Regions from separate parts of the Homo sapiens genome. Here region 1 is linked to region 2. The links are chromatin loops, found by intact Hi-C in ENCODE. Cell type or tissue: IMR-90. All regions are shown on one strand. Each heading gives the region's core, and the rest is flanking DNA. Links, peaks and the distances in the headings are about the cores only.

Region 1 (8,308 bases), core at 237-8,236, 200 kb before region 2:
GGTACGGAGTACATTCACTGTGATGAATTTTTATTAGAATTTCTGTTTATTCTTTGCTTGCTGATAAAGGAAGTACTAATGACCAGTTAGTACGGCTAATGAATGTTAAAATCTTCAGCTGTAGGAACAATCAATCAGTCTAATCAAATAGTATATTAATTTCAAATACTATCTTGGCTGACACTGTACTCTGAGAGTGCTAATAAATAATTGAATTAGTCTTTCAAAGGAGCTCTTTTTGTAACTCTCTGGTTGACTTTAACATTTAGCAGCACAGATTTTCCACAAGGATCCCAAACCTAGGGGCTCACATGGAGAAGCGGGAATTGTGCCATCTGGATGGGCTGGGAGCTAAGCCCAAGTGGCACCTGCAAGTCAGACTCATCTTCCATGACACAGTCGTTTTCTGACCAAATGCTGCCTTTACGGCTTTACGAATTCAAGCCTAAGAAACTATAAAATTTATAGCAGCACCTAAAGGAAAAAATTCCTTTGCTCAGTAAAATATAGTTGGCCCTCCATATCCATGGGTTCCAAATTCATGAATTCAACCAACTGCAGATCAAATATATTTGTAAAAAAAAATTTCACGGTTACAAAAAAAAAAAACCCAAGTTTTCCCTGTGTCAAGTGATGTGTAGGCATTGTATGAACTACTGTAACTAATCTAGAGATGATTTAAAGTAAAGAGAGAGGATGACTGTAGGTTATATGCAAATAATAAACCATTTTATATCAGAGACTTGGGCATCTGAGGATTTTGGTATCTGTGTGTGTGTGTGGTGGGGAAGGAACACTGACAAACAGCTGTAGTTGGAATGGAAAATTTCCATAGGAAAAGATTAAACTTTTGGATGTAATACTGTTCTTTTATTAACTCTCTGCTCTTATAAACCTCTTATATTTATTGTGATTTCTGAAAATTTCTTGTATGGCAATTCCAGGAAATATCTGACAGGATTCATTAGAAAATCATTCACTTTAGACTTTAAATTTTTTCATATTAAAGAAGTGCTACTCACTCTGCCCTCGCTCACTCCCTTCCTGTTGTGGATTAAATTCTGTCAATATTTTCAATAAAATCTCCATTTCCTCAGGATTTAACTTCAACCATAAAATATACCCCTGGGGCAAGAAAGTGGGAAAAGTTTCCAAGAAAGATGTTAGAGTATTTATATAACTAAAAAAGTTCTCTTTGGGAAAAAAAAGATTTGCATATACAAAGATGTAACTGATAGGAAAATTATTTGGTTGAATGCTCTCTTTGATGATAGCCCAACACAACCAATAATGCTCAAGCTAATCAAACGTTTGTTTTTGTTGTTGTTGTTTTCCCAGAGGAGCTATTTGGTACTTTTTAAAAAAGGCACAATGTTCCTGTCTTTGATATAGTGATAAATCTAAATGAATTTAGACAAAATCTAAGAGTATTTGAATGAGACCAAATGGATAGGGAGTAATAAATGAGGTTCCAAAAGACAGCCTGCAATTCCAGAAATAATTCTGAATTAATTCATGCAAGGGTCTTCTATTCATAGACTTGCTGCATGGGTACAGAATTTTGGCCCAAACCAAGGCATTATATAAATAATTACACACACACACACACACACACACACACACAAACACAGACACACACACACACACACACACACACACACACAGCTATACAGATCTGCTCAAGAAACAAATGGAATTAAATAATGCTAGTTTATTTTATTATTTTTACACTTGGAAGCATTTTATTTATATTAGCACAACATATACAGAGAAAGCAATAAAAGTGGTGGAGAAATGATTATGATGATGACAAAAAAAGAAGAACCAAGATTCCAACCGTGGCAGGTAATACCCATCTCAATTAATACCCTCTGCATGTGTATGGCTTTAATTGAGTTAGGTCTCCCATGATTGCATTTCCAGGATTTTCTTACAATTTTAGCTTAAATGGTGGGTGTGTATAAGAGATGAGAAATACTTTATTACCTAAAGAGTAAAGATAAAGGAACTCGACAGTCTACAAAACAATAACCTAATAGAGAATTGATGTAGCCGCCTCTAGATACCTTTAATTTCCTTTCAAAAGTTGCATCTTTTGAAAGATTTTTTTCTAAAAAATCTCAAAAAGACTAGGATGAACTGAATGTTACAGTCAAACTTCTGGTACTCAGAATGTGCAGAACCTTTAAGAAGGTTTTGTAATATGTGCTCCCCCTGTTTATTCTAGATCCAGGAGTTTATTGGGCAGTACCACATGCAAAAACCAGGCAGGAGAGATTTATCTGGAGAAAAGTAGAACACAACAATAACATATAAATAAATAAAAGTGACAAAAACATAAGCAGCAATAACTGTAATTGAATAAAGGTGTACATATTTACCCCAGGGTGAAAAGCAGAACACACAGGTTTGAGGGGGTGATGGAGAGGTGGGAGAAAATAACATATACCTCAGTATAGATGAACCAATTTAAACTAGGGGAAATGCCAACATTCTATACTCTGCTTTTCTTGGCACCCTGTAACCCTGAACCTAAACCAAAGTGTCTGAGCATTAGTTACATAATTATTTTCCTAAATTAGACTTAGGTAGAAATTTTATAAAAACAAAAACAAAAGCAGGACAGGTACAGTGGCTCGTGCTTGTAATTCCAGCACTTTGAGAGGCTGAGGCAGGAGGATCGCTTGAACCCAGGAGTTTGAGACCAGCCTGGGAAACATAGTGAGACACTGTCTCAATGTAAAAATTTTTTAAAATTAGCCAGGCATGGTGGCATGTGCCTGTTGTCCTAGCTACTCTGGAGGCTGAGGTGGAAGGATTGCTTGAGGCCACGAGTTCAACACTGCAGTGAGCCATGATCATGCCACTGCACACCAGCTTGACAATACAGCAATACCCTGTCTCTAAACAAACAAACAAACAAACCATATAAGAGCAATGACAAACAGCTGCTTCCATCTCTGAAAATGGAAAGATAACTTTTAAGAGAACTCTGAGTTTGTAGTACTCTGCCTCTTATTGAGCAGAGAATGGATTCAGAGTCAGCAAGAAAAAACATAGAATAAAATAGAAATTAGGATAAAAAGAATAATGTTCAATGTTTATCAGCCATTTTGCAACTGGAGGAGGTACTCATACAGGTTTGGGTTTGAATCCTGGATCAGCCCTCCCATATGTTAGCTGTGTGATCCTGGACAAGTTATTTAACTTCTATATGCCTCAGTTCCATCATTTGTTTATCTTGGGACAATTACAGTACATTGTATCTGCCTTATAGACTGTTGGGAGCTTTAAATTACTAAAATGTACGTAAAGTCCTAGGGGAGAGCCCGGTACACAGCAGGGGTGGAATGACTGGCAGCCATCAGCATATATATTCCCTCTGGTGAAGTGAGGAGACGATAGTATGGCTGAATCCTAAATAACCGTTAACAGTGTTTAAGACTGGAGGTTGGTTGACTAATCTCTTTGGTACGACCAAAGAGTCAAAGAAAGAAACATTGATTAGGCCCCTTACTCACCTCTACTGCACTGTAAATGAGGTGATACATTTGTCTTTTCATATCCTAGCTGGACTTATCCCACAAAGATAACCAAATGAGAAAAGACACTTGCCCAGTCCTCAGCAAGGCCCATAGCTCAAGAACTTTCTATTTCCTGAAAATAACCTTTTTTTAAAAAAGGCAAGTCCATTGTCTGAAATTCTATCACAACTGACCCATTAGAGCAATCAAATCCTGCTCACTATCTATCAGATTGACAACAATGTTAAAGTAACTTGTCTCAGTTCAGAAAACGCTTTGAAAGTCTATCTCACACTAATGATCAAAAACTGTTCTAGTGAATGCTCTTTTTCAATAACAAAGCTGATCAGAAACTCAAAACAGACAAGTAAAATCCAAAGTCATCTCACAAATCTCACTAAAATCAGTACTGACACGGACACATTTCCTAGTCTTGACTACACAGATAATTCTGAAATAGTTGAAAATGAAAAATCCATTAGATGTTGTTTTAAAGTAAGTTTTATAACAGTAAAAATTGCCTTTGTTCTCAAAAGGGATCAGGGACAAAAGGGAGTCCAGTAATGGGAAGCAGGGGTTTTCTTCCCATAAATAAACTTCATGAGGACAGGTACTCTGACTGTCCTGTCTCCACTAGAGCCCCAGTACTTAAAATAGTGCCTGGCATGAAGCAGCTTCTTAAAAAGTGATTACTGATTGCCCAGGCATGGTGGCACATGACTGTAGTCCCAGCTACTCGTAAGGCTGAGGCAGGAGGACTGCTTGAGCCCAGGAGTTCAAGGCTGTAGTGAGCTATGATTGTACCACTGCATTCCAGCCTGGATGACACAGTGAGACCCTGTCCCCAAAAAATAAAAAAGAAAGAAAGGAAAAATTTACTGAGTGATCTGAAGGAAAAAAGTAAAAAGACTTGCCTGTTGTCTCAAGAACTGTTGAAGGGATCTGGAGAAAGGTTCTGAGGGTAAACTGTGCTGTGGCAAAATCACGTGGAAAATCCCTGACTTTCAACTGGTGCAAACTCTCAGTTGTAAAAGCTAATAGCCTCAAAAACATGTTTCATGAAAGAAGCCAGACATAATAAAGTCATATATTGTATGATTCCATTTATATAAAGTATCCAGAATAGGTAAATCTGCAGAGATGAATGAGACTGGTACTTTCCAGGGCCTGCGGGCGGGGAGGAAGGAATGGGATGCAACTGCTTTACAGGCTTGGGGTTTCCTTTTGGAGTGATGATAATGTTTGGAAGAAGTGGTGGTTGCACAACATGGTGAATGCCACAGAACTGCTCACTTTAAAATGATTTTAAAACTACTAAATGCCACAGAACTGCTCACTTTAAAGTGATTAACTTTATGTGAATTAAGGGAAAGCCACTGAATAAACGAAGAGAAAATCATCTGTAACCTTAGAGAGGGCAGGTGCTAGAGGCCAGTGCATGAAGAAACAAGTACAGGATGTGCTAGAAGGTAGCCTGAAAAAGTCCAGCTTCTCTGGCAAAATTTGAGTTGAAATTAGGAGTGTGGCCCTGTCAGGTACTGTTCAACACCTTGTTTGTCCCAGCACCAGTCTTGGAAGGAGAACACAATTGGAGAAACCACAGAGGTCATAGAATGTACAGGAAACCCTTCAATTGTTCTAATACCTCTACCCTCAAAGCACAGTAGCCCATCTCAACTCTACATAACAACCGCCCCCTGCAAAAAAAAAAAAAAAATCCTATCACTTTTGAATTTGATTTTGTGTGTGAAGAATAAGTTGCAAAGACCTTGAATGTTCTATAAACAGGATGATTGTGAAGTTGTAGGAAGGAATTCCGAGAAGAAAGAGCAATACAAAAAAATATAAGGATTTCTTTTCTTCCCTTTCTTACTGTAACTTCAGGTTCACTGGAGGGGCTGCCCACATAAGTGCTATTTTGATTAAGAAGCTGTGGTATAATAGGAAATATATTTGGCCTTTGTCCCAGTTCTCTGGCACAGAGCCCCTAAAGCCCTCGGAATTTCCTAAGCGATAGAATACCTTTTGTTATTCATAATGGCCCCTTTTGATCACAACAGAGTTTATGCTAATGAGAAAATTTAGGGCAGGGTCCTGAGATAGCCTCAGGTTGGGGGTGGTCACCAGAAAGACCAAGTGATTAGAGGGCTGGAACTTTCAGCTCCACCGAAGGACCTCTGGGAAAGGGGTTGGGGGGGGGGGTAGGGTTAGAGATGAAAACTGTAACTACTCTTCTTGAACAAAGAGATTTGATGAACTTCTAGGTTGCAGAACACCTGGAGATGCTAGGTGGGTAAGGTACCTGGAGAAATGTGGAAGCTTTGCCCGCCCCCTTACCCTGCACATTTCTTTTACGTCTGGTTTTTCTTGAGTTGTATCTTTAAATAAACTGGTAAATGTGAGTAAAGTGTTTCCTTGAGCTCTTCTAGCAATTCTAGCAAGTTATGGCTAGAATAACCTAAGGAAGGGTTGTGGGAATTTACAGCCCGTGGGTCAGAAGGATGGGAAATTGCGTGATTGGCATCTGAAGTGAAGGCAGTCTTGTGGGACTGAGCCCTTTCCCGTATGGGATCTGATGCTAACTCCAGATAGACACTGTCAAAGTTGGATTAAATAGTAGAACACCCAGCTCATGTCCAGAGAGCAGACAGTAGCTTGGTGTAAAAAAACCCCACACATTTGCTGTCTGAGTGTGTGCAGAGAAACTTTTAAGTGTGTGTAGAGAAACTTTTTATAGAGAAGCAATATATTTGTGCCAATAAATCAAAGAATTAGATACTGTCATAATTTCTAAAGAATTCTCAGGTGCAATAACCTCAGTGTTGATAGTATTATAGGTAGGTGGCAACAGATGAATCCCTTGCATCAGGCTCTGTTTTTCTTAAGCAAGTTAATTCTTGTGCAAATCATTATTCATAGTTGTTAAGCATCTACTGTAGAAAAAAGTTACTTTCCCACCTAACTCTGAATGTTTCACTAGAAGTAACTTGAAAAATAATCTACTTTTCACTGGCAAATAAATTATCTTGACTGTTGCTTTACATGTCAACACACTGAAATTTTTATTACACTGAGAAGAGCCTGAATAGGAGAACTGGTTTATTTTTTGTTTCTCAGTCACTATATTTGGTGTTTCCCTGGAATTTCCCCCCAGAGTTTCAAGAAAGTACCTAAATGTAGGACTGTTTAAAATGAATTTTTTAAAAATTTAGGAAGAGTTTTTCAATTAAAAGAATTTCTCTTTCTTACCTCTTTAGTATTACATAGAACTGAAACAAATAAAAGAAAGTTCAAGAGAAAAATAACATCAATGAAGTTGTAAAAATCCCAACTGCAATGAAATGGTGGCATTTTCTTCATTCTACCACATGGTAAATCTGTTTGAATGACAGTGACAGAACCACATGCAAAGTTGCATACATTCTTTTCTCCCAATGATAATATCTGGCCCCATTTTTTTTCCTGACATTGCTCAGGGATTGACATAACATGTGAGTTTTATACCCCTGGATGTAATTTTTGCCTCACCTTTGCCTAAGGGAAAAGTATACCCTTCTCCCTCCTTTATGAAAATGATCTTACGTTAATAAAAACTTACATTTTTTAAAACCTACAATGCATATTGGTAGAAAAGAGAAGGTGAATAGTCATGTAAACAAGTGAAGTTTTCTAACATACGAATTTTCCTGTGAGATAGACATAAGGTCCCAACTTGCAAACTCAGTTTCAAGAACACAAGATTCTTGGCATGATCCCGAGGTAGTCGAAGGTACAAGGAGAGCTTTGCCAACATGTGGGTTTACCTGAAAAGCCTTATATCAGATAATAGAGTTCACTCACGTTTAGGAACCGTGCCCTTTACAGTTCTGATATAAGGCTTCTCAAGTAAAAAAGCAACTGTCCACTCTCCAGACATGAGCTGGGTGTCTTACTATTTAATCCAACGTTGACACTATCTATCTGGAGTTAGTATCAGATCCCATACGTGAGAGGGCTCAGTCCCACAAGACTGCCTTCACTTCAGATGCCAATCACGCAAGTCCCCATCCTTCTGACCCATAGTTACAGTTGTAACCTAACCATGGGAACATATTTTATTTATTGAGAGCCTCTTGTGTCTTCATTCTCAATGAGGACAAATTGGGAGCCAACATTATGTCATTACTGTTCTTGTTTGCTCCTCTCAAATAAATAGAGTATGATTTTTGTTGTTTTTTAATAATGAGACTATGATTACAAGTCATTCAGAGAAAAAAAATAAAATGTTGGTCAGTTTGAATTAGCAAATTAAGAATGACCAAAAATGGCACACATTATCTTAGTCTGTTTTTCAACTTTTTTTTTTTTTTTCCTGAGACGGAGTCTCGCTCTGTCACCCAGGCTGGAGTGCAGTGGCGCAATCTCGGCTCACTGCAAGCTGCGCCTCCCGGGTTCATGCCATTCTCCTGCCTCAGCCTCCCCAGTAGCTGGGACAACAGGCGCCCACCACCATGCCCGGCTAATTTTTTGTATTTTTAGTAGAGACGGGGTTTCTCCATGTTAGCCAGGATGGTCTCGATCTCCTGACCTCGTGATCTGCCCACCTCAGCCTCCCAAAGTGCTGGGATTACAGGTGTGAGCCACCGCACCCAGCCAATCTCTTTTTCATCTTAACTAAGCCTGTCAAGGAAACTTGTCTTGCTTTCCTCATGCTTATCATTTGATTGGCCCAGGGTTTAAGCTAATTAATAGGTGGGTCAGCTATGAGTCATTTTCTTAAGATGGTCTAATCCTTGTTCTACATC
Region 2 (8,308 bases), core at 45-8,044:
CAACTAGAGGAAGGTTAAAAAAAAAAAAGAAGGAACTTATAAGAAGTGCTGAAGGTCAAACACCTCAAGAGTTGGTTCATTCAGCTGTTCAATGATATAAAGAACCCATTTTTCCCCTCTGCCATCCTTGGCATATTAAGCATTATCCTTGACCTAGCTCCATTTATAGTGACAAAATGGCTATAGCACCTCAGCTTGTTACCCTTGTGAAAGCATCCAGAGCTTGAAAGGGAACCTTTTCTTCTTGTTTATCTTTTTTTTTTTTTTTTTTTGAGACAGAGTCTTGCTCTGTTGCCAGGCTGAAGTGCAGCGGCACCATCTCGGCTCACTGCAACCTCTGCTGCCTGGATTTAAGTGATTCTCCTGCCTCAGCCTCCCAAGTAGCTAGGACTACAGGTGTGCACCACCACGCCCAGCTAATTTTTGTATTTTTAGTAGAGACGGGGTTTCACCATGTTGGCCAGGATGGTCTCGATCTCTTGACCTCATGATCTGCCCGCCTTGGCCTCCCAAAGTGCTGGGATAACAGGTGTGAGCCACCGCACCCAGCCTTGTTTATCTCTTTTTGAGAAAGAAAACCTTTCCCAAAGCCCCATAGACTCTCTTCATATCTCACTGGCCAGAAGTGCATCAATTAGCTGTGCAAAGGGAGCCCTTATGGTTGCCTCATGGACTAACTGTGATTCACTGGCTGGGCTGGGGAATAGGGTCCACTTCACCTGGACCACACACCATGAAAGAAAGTAGTATGTGGACAAAACAGGTGATGCTGTTAGGACAAAGGAGGAAAATGGCTATTGGTTAGGCAGTCCACAATGCCTGCCAAATAAAGCTTAATAAACATTATTTGATACTGCTGTTGCTGATTGTATCATTAGTGCAACATCCCCAACACACTCCCTTTTATGATGAGAAGTATATCTGTACTTCCTAATATCAAATTTTACCACTTATGAGAAGAAAGAACTATTGATTGCCTTGGAAAATTACACAAAACAAGAGCTTCTATTTCAAGGCATTGCACAAGACTGTTATGAGAGAAAGTCTGCTTAAAATGCAGGCTTTCCAGAGATTTCATCTTCAAACTCTTCTACCTGATTTCCCTTTTGTGTATTAGCCAATGGAGCATAGTCATTAAGCTTTTTGTGTACAACTGAGACAAAAAGTATCTGTAGATAATGATAAAAGATGCTATTTGCCAAAGGTCTGAAGCAGGACTTCAACTGAAAACCACCACACAATTGGAAAAAATACAAAAATAATAACAAGGAAGAACACTTAGAATATCAAATTTATTTTTATTCAGCGATATCTTTGTTCACATTACTGTTCTCTTTGTCCTGTATTATACAGTTAATAATTCTTAGCCTTCACCAAAAATGAGGGGAAATTTTCAATTACTGATTAATAGTAATAGTTAAAAAGTTCTCACTAGGAAATGAGATGATTTCACTCTAAAATGCAACCAAAATTAGTAGCAGCACTATTTGATGATAATTTTGAAAAATACATTTTGTTTTCTGTTCAGTCATATTTAGTCTAATTGACTTGAGAGAAAAAAACATTGTGTCCCAAGAACTTCATTTAAAAAGCTGGGTAGTGGTGCCCAGAAAGTTGCCATTTTAAACATGTGTATACACCTCTCAGAAGAGCTCGTTAAGAAGAGGAACAATGTGTGATCAAAAAAGTGGTCAGTGTGAAGGTGCTTGCTGGGTGTACGACAGGCCAGGTAAGAGAACCTCCAAAGTCTTAAGGAGGAAAATTCCAACACAGTAAGCAAGTTGGCATTACCCTACAACAGTCATTATCACTGATGCTATTGAGCCCGCTTAGCATCAGAATCACAAGTTTATATCATACTATTATTACCTTACTTTCAGCTAGAAAAGAAATGAAAGCTTTGGGGATGAGCAGCAGAAAAGAAGAAAAGAAATGAGACAGAGGAGTTTTCCAAAATTCCTCATAATTCAAAATGCATAGCCCCTCAAGTTATGAATAAACTTCAGAAGGTTTAAACACTGAAAGTTCAAATATGTTGATGAAGCTTAACTAATCATTTTCTAGTCTCAAAACTGGACCAAAAATTCCCATTAGAAATGGTCTAATTCCCTTAAAAATGAATGGTTTTAGCCACATGAAAGCATCCAGTGAAATTCCGTATTTGCTCGTCATCTATCTAATGATAGCTTGAGTATATACACGAGGTATCAAGTGAAAGACAGCAGGGAAATAAATGCCTGAGTGTTTGTGTTTGTGTCTAGTATAAAACAGAGAGACTGTGTTCCAGAAAAGCGACCCAGGTCATTTTACAAAGAAGAGAGCTCCCCAATCATATATTTCCTACAAATGTCTAGAAGTGTATAAACTACATTATGTTAGCTAAACCTCATTCATCATTTACTAGAAGGATGTGTATGTACACAAATTGCAATGGACCAAATATAATATGTCAGAAATTAGACTTTGATAGCGATTCAAATAGTGGTATGATCTAGTTCTGCCCTTTGAATTTATGTCAATTTAGAGACCTTTACCTTCTCAAGTTCAATCTCACCTAATCTTGTTAGAGAGCTTTGGAGCAAAGACTACAAATTTCATCAACCAGTGTGCTGGTCAGCTACCAAGTCATATTAGATGCTTTTAATGTTTTTCAAAGAAGCAACTCAGAGTATATCCTTTCAGCAAGGCTGTTTAAACAAAGGTTTTAAAAAATCTAACAATCTATTAACATAACCAACTAGACCTGCCTCAAGGAAGTATGAATATAATAATAAATTCACACTATAATAAAATCACATATTTAAGGTACAAATGCCTAGTTATTTGGGAAAAAATAGGTGAAATGGTTCTTCTAAAAGTTGATTTAAAGATTGTTTTATTTACAAAAAAAATAACAAGTGGCAAAGAAAATGGGAGAGAAGTGTAGAAAGGAAGAACAGATGTTAAGATGGGATTGTGCCATGATTTACACAGCTAAGATAAAGTATCATGAAAGATGAGATGATAAAGTAGGGTTCTGTCTTTAGCTTTAAAAAGGATATTATAACTACACATGATATTATTATAATCAAACAAAATTTACTAAAATACATTTTAAAGCTGAAATAACGTGTAAAGTGAGTAAAACAAAGCTTAGGAGGTAGTTGCTGCCCCAAGGAGTTTGCGGTCATGATGGATGGTAATCACTTGAAAAGTTAATTATGAAAGATATAAACAGAAATTCAAAACCACGATGAAACTGGTGTTTTACAAGGCTGTGTGAGATTAATCACCAAATGTAAGGTACAAACAGTAAATGAGAAGTTTAGAGGGCACAGTGATCACACAGGACTGGAAAATTTTAGGAAATCTCTTTTGAGAGGATAGGATTTGACTCCTACTCTGTTCTCTAGTCCCTCCTCAGCTTCAACCCTCCCTCTATTCAAATAATTGCTCCACTGACTAATCTCATGGGGTTTGTCTTCATTCTAAATTCTTTGGCTTCCTTCCCTCTTTCTGTCCTAACTCAGAAGATGTATCCTCCTTTCCTGAAAATCACAGATCCACTGATTCACTTCCTTTCCTTGTCTGAATCATTGTAGCAATAACTATCCATCTTTCTTGTCCCTGAAACTATCTTCTTCAAGTGTCCCTTTTTCACTAGTCCTATTCTTCAGTCTATAAACATGCTAAGTTCACTCTCGCTCCATGAAAAGTTCCTTTGACCTGCTATAATACCATTCCCCAGCTGCCAGCATTCTGGGCAACAGGGCCTGAAAGTTTCACTCCTCAGGTTGTAGATTCTCACTTAATCCCCAACTTTAATATGGTATCCTGGCTCTCAATTACCCTAGGCTTTCCTTAAAGTTCTATTGCACATCTACTTTATTCTCACACAATAGTCTCTTGTTAAAATCAACTTCCAAGGTTACAGCTATTATTTCTATTTGGACTACCAAACCTACATCCTTAACATTGACCTCTACTCTGAGCTTCAGGCTTGCATTTTCAACTGTTACACAAGAACACAGAGTTGATTTTCAAGTTTCTCCTCCTTACTAAATCTTTGTTCTCAAACTTTCCTGTACTTTAGAATCACCTGGGGAGGTTACAAAAATATCTATGCCCAGGTTACACACCTAGATATTCTTATTAATTGTGCATCAAGGTCACTGTACTAAACAGAGTTAATTATCTTCCCTTTCAAAGCTATTCCTTATCATAATGTGTCCAACCTCAGTTAATGGTAATACCATTCTCCTAACTGCTCATGCTCAATTCCTTTAAGTCATCGTTAACCCTTCCCTCAGGCTCCATCCCCTAGATACCAAATCCTATTATTTCTTCTTCCAGACTATCACTCTTACTTTTTTCCTTATATTAGAGCACAGCCACTGCTTTGCCTCGGCCTGCCTTTCATTATTGTAGTAGTTTCCTAATTCATTGTCTTGACTTTCAGTTCTTCCTCTTTCATCCTGCCTTTGCCATCTGTTTTCTATGACCAAATTCAATCATTAAAAACACACAGGGCACACCAGTAAAACACAACTCTTCAGCCTGATATCCAAAGCTGTCCAGTATATAGGTCAAACTTTTTCAGTATCTATCTTTCACTAAGTCCTCATCTCTTGCTTATAAACACATGGATACTGTATGCTCAAGAAGCCAAACTATTCACTGTTCACTTTCGATGTCCCTCATATTTTCCCTTTTCCATACTTTTGACCATGCTATTTCCTATGTTAGGAATGCTCTCCTTCCAACATCTTTCTACTACCAATTTTGCCAAATATTAGAGACCTCCACAAAATCCATCTTCTCTTAGGCCTTCCCAGGGCCCATCAGATTGAAATAACGTTCCCTCTCCCAGTTTCTGTATCTCTTGTATTCATCGCACAGTCTGCCTTAATTTAGAACTACATTTGTGCACATCTGTCTCCACTGCTAGGCAGTGAGCAAGAAGAGGTACAGTATCCTGTCCAGAGCTACATCATCATGTTGTAGTTACATTTTAAATATTTATCTATTCTAAGGATGAATAAAAGCAGTATAGATGGAGGGAATGAGAAAAGCCATGAGCAAGAGCAAAGAACAAAGAAAAGGAAAAATACATTTGGAAAAGGGTGGGTAAACTAGAAGAATTAAGAAATAAAACATTGACACAAATCTTAACTAAGCAGCTAGAATCAAATGATGGGCTAAGAAGTTTGTCCTTTCCCTTGTTATGGAGGGTGTCTAAGAAGACTCTCTCAATGATTATCTACTCCGTTTGGAACCTAAGTTTTTTTGTCAGTAAAGGGAAAGTAATAATAGGAGTTAGGACTCCTGGCATTGTTGGGAAGAATGAACAAGCACACCCAGGTAAAAGGCTTTACATGAACCTAAACTATAGTAAGCCCGTTGTGAGTGCTAACCGCATTAATAGAATATGTTATATAAACACACCCACACACAATGGTTACACAATAATATCTAAGATGTCAAAAGTAAAGAAAGTTTTTCTGCTTTTGATTTCCAGAGACTGAGAAAGGAATGAACGTGTGTGTGTGTGTGTGTGTGTGTGTGTGTGTGTGTGTGTGTCAGAGAGAGAGAGAGAGAGAGAGACCTCATGAATACACTAAGGTCCATGAAACAGACTTGGGCAGCCTGTGGAACCAATGCCCCTAAAGACAGCTGAGGCAATGTTTTTTAGCTTCTACCACATTTCACTGGACACATGCTTCGTTCTTTAATCTTTCTCCTCTGTTCCTTCACTCTCTTCTTTCTAGTCTCTCTTTTCTTTTGTCTTAGTGTCTTGATTTAGGCTTCCTTTTTTCCCTCTCCCTCTTCTCACTCAGGGAGGTCCACAACCTTGCTGAGCTCTGCAGGAGGCAAAGCTAAACAAGTGTTGGCCTCTGCAGGCCAAATGAGTATAAAAATGAGAAGCCACTGCCCCAGTCCAATGCAAAATGGCCTGGAACCTGCAGTGAGATGGTCCCTGAGCTCTGCCCGGCGGGACCTCCAATCTAGTTAATGTTTCCTGAGAAACATAAACCTTCATTTAGGCACAGTGGGAGCTAAGACTGGGAATGTTCTCTGAGTACAGAGCAAAGAGCAGTACAGTACCTTAAAAAACACTCTGTCTCTGGCAGCATCACAACCACATAAATGGGTATATTCCAACTGAATTCCAAAGAGAAAGAACAAGCAAAATGTGGACAACTCAATGCCATTTGACTACACTAGATGGGAGAGGTACTCTGGGTGTGAGAAAAGTTAAACAAGCATTTGGAGTATTTAGGGTGCTGAGTGCAGGTGTGTGTACATTTGAAAGCTGCCATTTAATAAGAAGGCCTAGATGACTCAATAAACCCAAAAGCCAGAGCGGAGTAATCCCTTTAGCAGGCAGGGCTCTCCCAGCTCAGCCTGCTCCCCTGCCAGAAACAACACATTCCAGGAAAAAGTGTAAGTCACACACTGAGGTAATTGTTTCACACTTTCAAAGAATTTACTTATTAGTTTTAAAGTGTTTTTTAGAAGCAATTCTGTATTTTGCCTTCTTTTTTTGTGCTTAAATACTTACATTAATAGATTTTTAAAATGTTTGACCTCCACTACCTAGCACAAAATGCTTCTAATGTGTTTACTCTATATTATATTTAAAATTGATCAGACTGAGGTACAAAATGTGAGATCTGCCAATAAAAATGGCTGCTTTCCACAGACTGTAAGTTTGTAAACAATACCAAGCATCTTTTCAACTTTAGTTATTGCAGATTCAGAGATTAGGCATTCTTGGACTAAATAGGAAAAAAGTAAGCTACCTATTCCTGTCAATGACTTTTCCCTGTGTTGATTAGAGACACCAAAGAATTTTACTCCCAGATTCTTGCTGAGCCAAATGTTTCTATTCTCAAGGCCACCAGCAATGGAAGTATAGTGTGAAAAACAAAATAAGCTATGCTTTTTTTTTTTTTTTTTTGAGACAGACTCTTGCTCTGTCACTCAGGCTGGAGTGCAGTGGCACAATCTCAGCTCACTGCAAACTCCATCTCCCAGGTTCAAGCGATCCTCCTGCCTCAGCCTCCTAAGTAGCTGGGACTACAGGCACACACCATGACACTTGGCTAATTTTTTATATTTTTAGTAGAGAGGGGGTTTCACCATATTGGCCAGGCTTGTCTCCTGACCTCATGGTCCACCCACCTCAGCCTCCCAAAATGCTGGGATTACAGGCATGAGCCACTGTGCTCGGTCTGCTATGCTCTTATACACTATATAGACCAAGAACATTAGCTGTCCTTTGACCTAGTGTATATTTTTATTTTCCCAACCATTTTTTTCAGTCATCTCAAGAGAGTGGCAGACCATTAAAAAATTCCTCATCTTAGATCCACCCATACATCTTATAATATGCAAATTTAAGTGCTTCAAGGAGATTAGAGAAACTATTTTCTATTGGATTCGATAACAAACTTAGTAACCACACTGATCTTCAAAGAAGTAACTCACTTTTGTTTCTGTCTTTCAAAAAATATTTTTGAAGAAAAGTTGCCCTTCTGATAACGAAAAAAAGGGGCTATTGAAAAATCCACAGTAGCAGAAAGAGTTCTCCCTAGGTACTGCAAATCAGGACTATGTTTATATAGTTCAGCAGGAAAGGAACCAGATCGGATACTGGCTTTTAGAAATATTTCTGCACAGAAGAGGTAGAATTGATAATGTATTTACTACTCATTTGCTTGCATCAAGAACCCCATTCCATTTCAATCTGCTAACATCCTAATTAAGATGATCTGAATCTTAGGTAATCTATTATTCTAGATCTCAGATAGCCCAAAATACATTAGACAAGTTGTTACACTATGTGCTTACACTGAAATGATAAGACCACTAAGCAGAAAAGCATGTCTTCTCTCATGTCTGGCCTGGCACTGGGCAGAGTGCAGAGTTCTCTGTCAGCACTCAATAAATAATGGCCAGGCCTTGGCCTGCTGTTTTTCTTTCCATTACTTTAGGCACAATTTAGTCTTACTAGATCATTTCTGGTTTCTTTCGATAACATATACCTGTGCTCTTGTTTGCATGAGGAAGACAGCAAAGTGTCTCAAGCAGTTCCTTACAAATATGTGCATCAGTATATGTGGGACTGACGACACATAAATGCAGTTCCCATTGATTGCATTAGCACTGTTTCGGAAGATCTTATATTAAGGAACATGCTAACTACATAAGCTTCTGAGCCAGAAAAGAAAAGAATGCAGATCCAATACTTTGTCTCACCAATGCTGTGGAAGAATCAGGATCAAGTTCTATTCTAAGAAAATATTAGCCAGTTGCGCTCTTACCC

What was found. A loop is a pair of places that touch in the nucleus more often than their neighbours do. Peaks named below come from ENCODE experiments on the same cell type or tissue, not always from the same donor. Only the 100,000 strongest peaks of a DNase experiment are listed, where the experiment ranks them.
Region 1: it touches region 2 in a loop (2.3-fold over the local background); 5 of 110 quality-filtered maps call a loop at or near these places.

The regions. Positions count from the first base shown.
Region 1 is chr14:32,810,808-32,819,115 of GRCh38, reverse strand. All of the region lies in intron 12 of AKAP6 (A-kinase anchoring protein 6), which reads right to left. Among named protein-coding and RNA genes, the nearest start is that of NPAS3, 120 kb to the left of the region's middle. RefSeq lists enhancers at 5,224-5,953, 5,954-6,683. In IMR-90, for the core only: no CTCF peak of the experiment used is centred there; no DNase peak of the experiment used is centred there.
Region 2 is chr14:32,607,132-32,615,439 of GRCh38, reverse strand. All of the region lies in intron 7 of AKAP6 (A-kinase anchoring protein 6), which reads right to left. Among named protein-coding and RNA genes, the nearest start is that of AKAP6, 280 kb to the right of the region's middle. In IMR-90, for the core only: no CTCF peak of the experiment used is centred there; a DNase peak (open chromatin) is centred at 3,509.